2 separate regions of the Homo sapiens genome follow, and region 1 is linked to region 2. The links are chromatin contacts, found by Hi-C or POLR2A ChIA-PET in ENCODE. All regions are on one chromosome and are shown on one strand. The core of a region is the stretch at or near the end of the contact, and the rest is flanking DNA. Distances in the headings are between cores, read along the strand shown.

Evidence for each region. Hi-C counts contacts between places; a loop is a spot of excess contacts on that map. ChIA-PET counts read pairs that join two places held with the same protein, here RNA polymerase II (POLR2A). Pooled maps may share reads with other maps.
Region 1: a map of aorta shows a loop between it and region 2 (4-fold over the local background). The contact joins two enhancer-like sites. A Hi-C loop is called at or near these places in 4 of 168 maps with a recorded cell type or tissue (PC-9, aorta, chondrocyte and 1 more) and 4 of 50 pooled maps. POLR2A ChIA-PET finds 5 or more read pairs at or near these places in 3 of 52 experiments (BJ, H1 and endothelial cell of umbilical vein).

What each region holds. Positions count from the first base shown.
Region 1 is chr11:69,537,985-69,541,616 of GRCh38, reverse strand. No RefSeq gene overlaps it. Among named protein-coding and RNA genes, the nearest start is that of LINC01488, 58 kb to the right of the region's middle. RefSeq lists a cis regulatory region at 2,196-2,199 and enhancers at 2,122-2,266, 2,285-2,945. Within about 2 kb of position 1,361, at least 15 of the 41 ENCODE cell types and tissues checked have a DNase peak (open chromatin) inside an H3K27ac peak, as active enhancers do.
Region 2 is chr11:69,495,311-69,499,148 of GRCh38, reverse strand. No RefSeq gene overlaps it. Among named protein-coding and RNA genes, the nearest start is that of LINC01488, 16 kb to the right of the region's middle. RefSeq lists enhancers at 1,081-1,894, 1,895-2,710, 2,890-3,432, 1,383-3,838. Within about 2 kb of position 2,133, at least 16 of the 41 ENCODE cell types and tissues checked have a DNase peak (open chromatin) inside an H3K27ac peak, as active enhancers do.

The DNA.
Region 1 (3,632 bases), core at 112-2,611, 43 kb before region 2:
CCTCACAGTGGCATGAGGTCCTCACAGTGGCACCAGGTTCTCAGGCCTCCAGAGGCCAGGCTGGCTTCCAGGAGCAGATGCAAGTGCCAGATCTCGTAGCCTGGCTTCCTTTAGGTTCCTGTTCTTGGAGCATTGCTCTGAGGCTGAGATTGAAAAAAACCAATCATGATCCCAGCTGTCCTCTGCTCTGAGGCCTGAGCTGACCCTCAGGGTTGCCCCCAGCTCCTTCTTCAGACTGGACTGGTCCCATGCCTTCCTGGGGGGCTGGAGATGCAGCCTCCCTTCCTACAGCTGTTGGTACTTCTGATGCCATGTATTAGCCAGATCACCAGACCTCTGGAGATGTGGGACCCCCATTCATCTTGTCCCTGCTCCCCATGTACTCCACCGAGAGTCCCGGTTGCCTCTCTGGGGCTCAGTTTCCTCACTTGTCTCAGGTCCAGTGAGATGTGATTGTTCCATGAATCTAAAAGTAGAACGTTCTGGTCCAAGTCGAGGCCCTGGCAAAGCTGCCTTTCCTATCTCTAATTATGTGGCTCCATGACTCACTCATCATAAACCCAAGTCCTCAAGAAATGTCTTAAGGAGGTGGAGGGTTCTCAGAATGAACCTGCCGCCTGAGCCCCCGGCCCATTGTTACATGCACCGGCGCCAGGTACCTTATTCCCACCGTAGTGGGAGCAAGTTCGATGCTAAGAATAAGAGCTAGAGCGACGCTTTGCCTCCGGGGTTTCAGTGGGGGCTGGGGTGTGGAACCAGGGCAGGGATTGGCTTGGGGGCTTGAGCTGCTCTGGTGGGTGGTGTCCTGGGACGCTCTTCTCCTCTCCCACGGAGGCCCTGGGATTGCTGTCTCAGTCTGTGGTGGGTTGGTGGGGGCAGGGGCGGGCAGAGAAAAGGTTTTCAAGACCCTGAACCATCACCAAGCCCAGCAACCGGCCATTGTCCCTTTAGGGGTGCAGAAGGTGGTCCTGTGTGCAGTGGCACCAGCATTGTCAGCTCAGAGAAAGCAGCCATGACCCTGTGGAGTGTGGTTGAGTTGGGGGAAGTAAGGAGAAAGTGGAGGGACGGCCAGGGTAGGTGGGGTGGGTAAGAAGCGGGGATCGGGGTGGGGCCCGGCCCCGGAGACTTTTCTCCAGCAGAACACAGAACCATAGGAGCGGTATTTTTCCTACTTCCAGGCCAAATGGGCTTGCACGGGAAGCCTGCTCCAGTTCATGGGGAGGGGATGGTCTATGGGAACCAGAGAAGCCCGCCCTGCACCCAGCGGCCGCTTCCTGTAATGCGCTCTGCCCCCAGGGAATTCCCACGGAGCTGCCCAGGAGGAGCCGGGCCAGCGGGCAGCTGGGCCTTCCTGCCAGGCCAATGCCAGGGTGAGTTCCAGCGCCTGTGTCATTCTGCCGCCCAGGCTGGGCAGTGGCAGGCGCGTCCCTCTCCCAGGGTCTTTGTCCTTTCCCTGCCTTCCCAGGAGGGGCCAGGCCCTTGGAAAGGGGGAGGAAGACGAGGGAGAAAAGGGAGAGAAACTGGCTCCCAGCACTCAAAATAGCCATCTCCTTCTATGTGTTGATTTTCTGCTTTAAGCCAGGCTGGGGTGGAGGCCAGGAGTGGGGCCTGTGACGCTGATTTTCAATTCCTCCTGTGAGATTCCAGTCAGGTGGCACTCAAGCAGAGACTTCCTCCCTTCTGAGACAGGGAAGTGCCTCCGTGGAGGGGAGGGGCCTCAGTTCTGCAGAGGAGCCTGGGGTGCTGAGGGGGTGTGGGTGCCGAGATGGGTGGTAGAGGGGTGGCCCTGCAGATACAGGGTCTTACTCACATGCACTGCTGCAGCGTCCTCGCCCAGGGGGGCTTCGGGCCCTCAGGGGCAAATTCTGGCAAGTTTGTAAGTTTAATTTTTTCAGTGGATGAGGCATTCACGTGGTTACAAAACCTAAAAGTAGGCAATGAAGGGAAGCCACAGCTCCCTCGGTCCCCTGCGGCTGAGAGGCTGTGGGCACCGGCACACGCCGTCTTACCTCTCCCTTCTATATCCCGCTGTGGCAAATGCTGCCTCACTCTTGGGCACGCTGCTTCCTCATGCCACTGTCTAACCAGGTTTTTGGAGCCTTCCAGAATTCTGGGGCCTGAGAAGTCTCCTTTCCTTCCCATCTCTTTCCCTCTCCCTTCCCTTCCCTCTTCCTTCCCTTCCCTTCCCTTCCCTTCCCTCTTTCCTTCCTTCCTTCTGACTAACTGGCTGTGAGTGGCTTTGTTGAGTGGGTGCCTGACAGGAAAGAGAAAGTGACTTTTTGGAGGCCTCAAAGATGAAATCAGGGAATCCAGGGGCCTGCTGCTGGATCTGATGGTGGGGCCTGGTTGGGAAGGCTCGGTGCACTGTGGGCTGCAGGTGCTGGCACCAGGCAAGTCGGAGGCTGCCCCTCCCGTCCTTTCACTGCAGCTGGCCTGAAGCCCCTGGCTCGGTCCCCCGCCACGTTCTCAGCAGCGGGTGGCCTGTGAGCCAGGGCCCATCATCCCTGATGCTATTCCGCTTACTGGCGAAAGCAGAGGTCTGGGTTTTGGGTCCACCATAGCTCAGAGCCTCAGGTCCTCACCCAAGGCCTCAGTCCCCTAGCCTGGCCCACAGGCAGGAGTCTGGCTTGAAGCAGAGCCCTGACCAATCCACCTCCTCTGCCCACATTCTCTTGCTGGATGGCTGCCATCCACATGAGAGGGGCTGGGCATGTCCTGCCAGGGCTTCCTCCTGCCCACTCCAGCCCTGCTGCAGGCCCTGATCTCCAGGAGGAAAAGGCAGCCTGGGTACCTTTCCAACAGAGGCATTGCTTCCTTCCTCCCTCCGTCCCTCCCTCCCTCCCTCCCTTCCTTCCTTCCTTCCTTCCTTGAATTAACTGGCCCTGAGTGGCTCCACTGAGTGGGTGCCGGAGAGAGACAGCATTGACTATGACATGTCACTTGTCCTGGGGGAGGATGATTGGGGGTGGGGGACAGCTATGTCAACTGTCAGTGATCAAGACCCAGGACAATGTGAGAAACCAGCCAGGGGAGACTTGGGACAAGGTCAGGAGGGTTGGCGTTGGGGGCGAGTCCTAAAGAGTAACAGAAAGGACTTAATCAGACACAGTTGGGGTGTAGCCTCGGAGCTGCTCAGCTCATGGCCCCTCCCAGCAACCCTGCCTTGTGGCTGCTGGTCCCTGGGTCCCTGCTTTACAGCTGAGGACCCTCTGTGGTGGCTCAGCTGGAGGTGCCAGAGCCAGACTCTGCCTGCGTCCCCCAGCTTTGGTCAACTTGGGTCAGGTTCCCCAGCTGCAGAGTTGAGGCCCCCCAGTTCCAGCCCATCTCCTTTCTGCACGTGTCTTCATCAAGCCTTGACTTTGAGAACCACCGGCTGAAAGCAGCCCCTTTGCTCTCAATGCTCCCTAAGCAGTGGCCCTGCCGAGTCCCTGCTCTGCTGGGGTCAGGACCATCTAGACCAAGGAAGGAGGAAGTGACTTTTTGGTGGCCTCAAAGATGAAATCGGGGATCCAGGGATGCAGGAGGCCTTTCTTTAGAGGAGTGAGGGGCAGGAGGGAAGCAGATTTATGCCCTCGGAAATCAGCTCGGGAAGAAGACTGGTAGGGGCTGGGCACTGGGGGTTCTGGAGCCAC
Region 2 (3,838 bases), core at 884-3,383:
CCTGCCGCTGGCAGGTGCTGAAGGCATGACTTATCTCTGTGGTCCCCTTTCTACTGAGGAAGGAGGTACAGCAGCTCACAGAGGTGACAAGCCTGGAGGAGGCGGAGTGGGCCTCATCACCCAGGGATGTATCTAGGGCTCGCTATCCCCCTGCCTATACCTGCACTTGCATATACCTGTACCTGCACCCGCATATACCTGTACCTGCACCCGTCCACCTATACCTGCACCTCTCCACCTGTACCTGCACCTCTCCACCTGTACCTGCACCTCTCCACCTATATCTGCACCCCTCCACCTATACCTGCACCCCTCCACCTGAACCTGCACCCTTCTACCTGTACCTGCACCCCTTCACCTGTACCTGCACCCCTCCACCTATACTCACATTTGTACATACCTATACCTCCATCCCTCCACCTACCCACACTTGCACATACCTTCACCTGCACCCCTCCACCTACACCCGCACCCCTCCACCTATACCTGCAGTCCTCCACCTATACCTACACCCCTCCGCCTATACCTGCACCCCTCCACCTGTACCTGCACCCCTTCACTTATACCTGCACCCCTCCACCTACACCTGCACCCCTCCACCTACACATGCACCCCTCCACCTATACCTGCACCTCTCCACCTACACTTGCACCCCTCCACCTATACCCACACCCATCCGCCTATACCTGCAGTCCTCCACCTATACCTGCACCCCTCCACCTATACCTGCACCCCTCTGCCTATACCTGCACCCCTTCACCTATACCTGCAACCCTTCACCTATACCTGCACCCTTCCACCTACACATGCACCCCTCCGCCTATACCTGCACCTCTCCACCTACACTTGCACCCCTCCACCTATACCCACACCCCTCCGCCTATACCTGCAGTCCTCCACCTATACCTACACCCCTCCGCCTATACCTGCACCCCTCCACCTGTACCTGCACCCCTTCACCTATACCTGCACCCCTCCACCTATACATGCACCCCTCCACCTATACCTGCACCCCTCCACCTATACCTGCACCCCTCCACCTATACCTGCACCCCTTCACCTATACCTGCACCCCTTCACCTATACCTGCACCCCTCCACCTACACATGCACCCCTCCGCCTATACCTGCACCCCTCCACCTACACTTGCACCCCTCCACCTATACCCACACCCCTCCACCTATACCTGCAGTCCTCCACCTATACCTCCACCCCTCCACCTATACCTGCACCCCTCTGCCTATACCTGCACCCCTCCGCCTATACCTGCAACTTGCACATGCCCATACCTGCACCTCTGCACCTGGACCTGAACTGCCTATACCTATACCAGCATTTTCATCAGGACCCTTTGGAGTTGAGGCTCTGAGTCCTGATGCCCAGGTCTCAGGCACTGAGGGGTATCAATTGGCCCCAGACAGTAAATGCAGCCTGCTTCCAGGGGCAGACATCCACCCCAACCCCACTCTGGCTGGCGTTCCTGCACAGAGGCTGCTGCAGTGCCCTGTGTGTGGGGAAGGGTGCGCCTCCCCTGTGGTCTCCTTTCTGGGGGCCGGCCCCCGCCCCCACCCCATCCCACCACAGAGCCTGATATCTGGGGGTGAGGTCATCGTTATTTATGTGATGGCCCTGCTGCCCGGTGGTGTTTGCACACAAAGGCCCCGCTCTGGGACTGTGCCATGCGGGCCGGCATTCCAGCACATTCCTGCAGCCCGCAGCCCAGCCCTGGACAATAGCTCGCCCTCTCTCCTTTGCCGGGCCGGCCTCTGTGAACAGAGCACTGTTGACAGCCGAGGCTGCTCTCACTCCCGAAGAATTCCAAAAATGGAACAATGTACGCCCGGCCTGGGACTCTCAGGCAGCTGCTCAGAGCAGGGCCCTGGAAGGCTGCGGTCTGGAACTGCCTGTGTAGCTGTCCTTTTGGCCGGCATTTCAATGGGAACCTGGGGCAGGGCGGGGCGGGGGGGCGGGTGGGCGCCACGAGAAGAGAGGAAATAGAAAACACCCAAACCAACCTGGAAGCAAGCCAGCACTTCCCTGGCCGCACAATCCCCGTGGTGAGGAGGCTGAGATGGTGGGCTCAAGCACACTGTGCTGGCCAAGTCTATGCAGGCACTGACCTTTGCCCAAGACCTGTGAGTGGTTCCCCAGCTCCTAGATCAGCTCCTGCCTCAGACAAGTAAATGGGGGTGGCAAGGCAGGAGTGACACATTTGAGCAGTGGGGGAATGAGGGAGAACGAGAGCCGGGACCCCTGCATCCTGGTCCAGGGCTCAGGCCACTGCTGCCTCCCAAAGATCTGTCCTCAGCCCAGGTGGGGACCACCCTGCTCCTGAGTACAGTGCCCCCCTGCATTGCAGTCTCAGGACAACTTCTGAAAGCCTGCTGTGGCTGGAGGAATGACCACACCTGGACGTCCACAGCCACTTGTCCCAGGATTTCTCTATCCTGCAATGCGGCCGGATAATTCTCTGCTGTGGGGACTGTCCTGGGCCCTGTAGGGTATTTAGCAGCATCTCTGGCCTCTGCCCTCCAGATGCCAGTACCAAGCCCCTTCAGTTGTCCCCACAACTGTCTCTCTGTTGGGGGCAGAAAGAAAAGAGAGGGAAGAGAGAACATCCAAACCACCCTCAAAGCAAGGTAGAGCTCCCCTGAGTGCATGGTGCTCGTCAACTCAGGAAAGCACGGATAATGCTGCCGGAAGTTGGTTCTGCAGCTGGCGAGGTGGCCACCCGGGACAAGGATGGCTCTGGCGCCATGCCCGTCTTGGACTAGAAGGAAAAGACAGAAGGACGAGTCTGCCTGTGAGTGATACCAACACGGGAAAGCAGAGCTAGAGAAGGAGGGATGGAGACCCCAAGTTCCGATGACAGACTCCTGGAACCAGCTATGCCTGAAGCTCTTCTACATCAATTAACCCTCTCCTTTTGGCTGTAACCAGTTTAAATTGGTGTTCTGTCGCTTGTAGCTGAAATTTTCTGCACAACCCACCTTCTTCACCCGATGGCACGCTGCTGTCTCTTCCCAGCCAATCTTGGTCAGGAGAAACATTCACTGTTGCTGCAGGGGGCTTGGGCTGTCATGGCCTCCCAAACCCAGCTGAGCTTGCTGCATATTGTTAAAGCCCTGCGGGTGGAGGAGAGCAAGGCATCCCGTGCCCCTCAAAGTCTGCCACCAGCACGGTCATCCCAGCTGCCCCACCTGCCCCAGGAGCTCCTGTCATCAAGCCCTGCCTCCTCTTTTCTTCCCGGAGCTCACATCATCCCCAGGAGGTACTTAGGACCAGGGATCTCAGGCCTGGTGCAGAGGTGAGGACAGAGGTGTAGGAGCTGGGACTCGGCCCCACACCCTTCAAGTTCCCAGTTGTGAACGTCTGGGCCCTGGGATCAGCAAAGCCAGCCTCCCCTCCCGGCCATGTGTTTATGCTGGACATGAATGGAGCCCCTGGAGGCCAGGAAGGGTGAGGCCTCCAAAGCCCTGGGGAAGATCCTGGTAGGGGGACAACCCCAGGCTGGATGGGCTTTGAATTATCCAGGTGGCACCAGAACCTCAGAGGCCTCTTTCACAGGCGGGAATGATGTGGCAAAGCCCAGCTGGCCCCAAGTGGCTTCACATATTCCACAGGGAGCAGGGACCCACTCACTTCCCAGCAGCCCCTGTGTGTGTGTGTGTGTGTGTGTGCATGCGTGTGTGCACCTGCACACCCATGTGTGTGAGTGTGTGAGTATCTAGCAGGGGCTGGTGAGGTGAGGGCAGCTTCTTCCACCTTCCGGGCTCTGGGTGGGTGTCCTGATTCATCTTTGTCCTTGCCCTCCTCACTTAAGACCTGCTATCCTGGT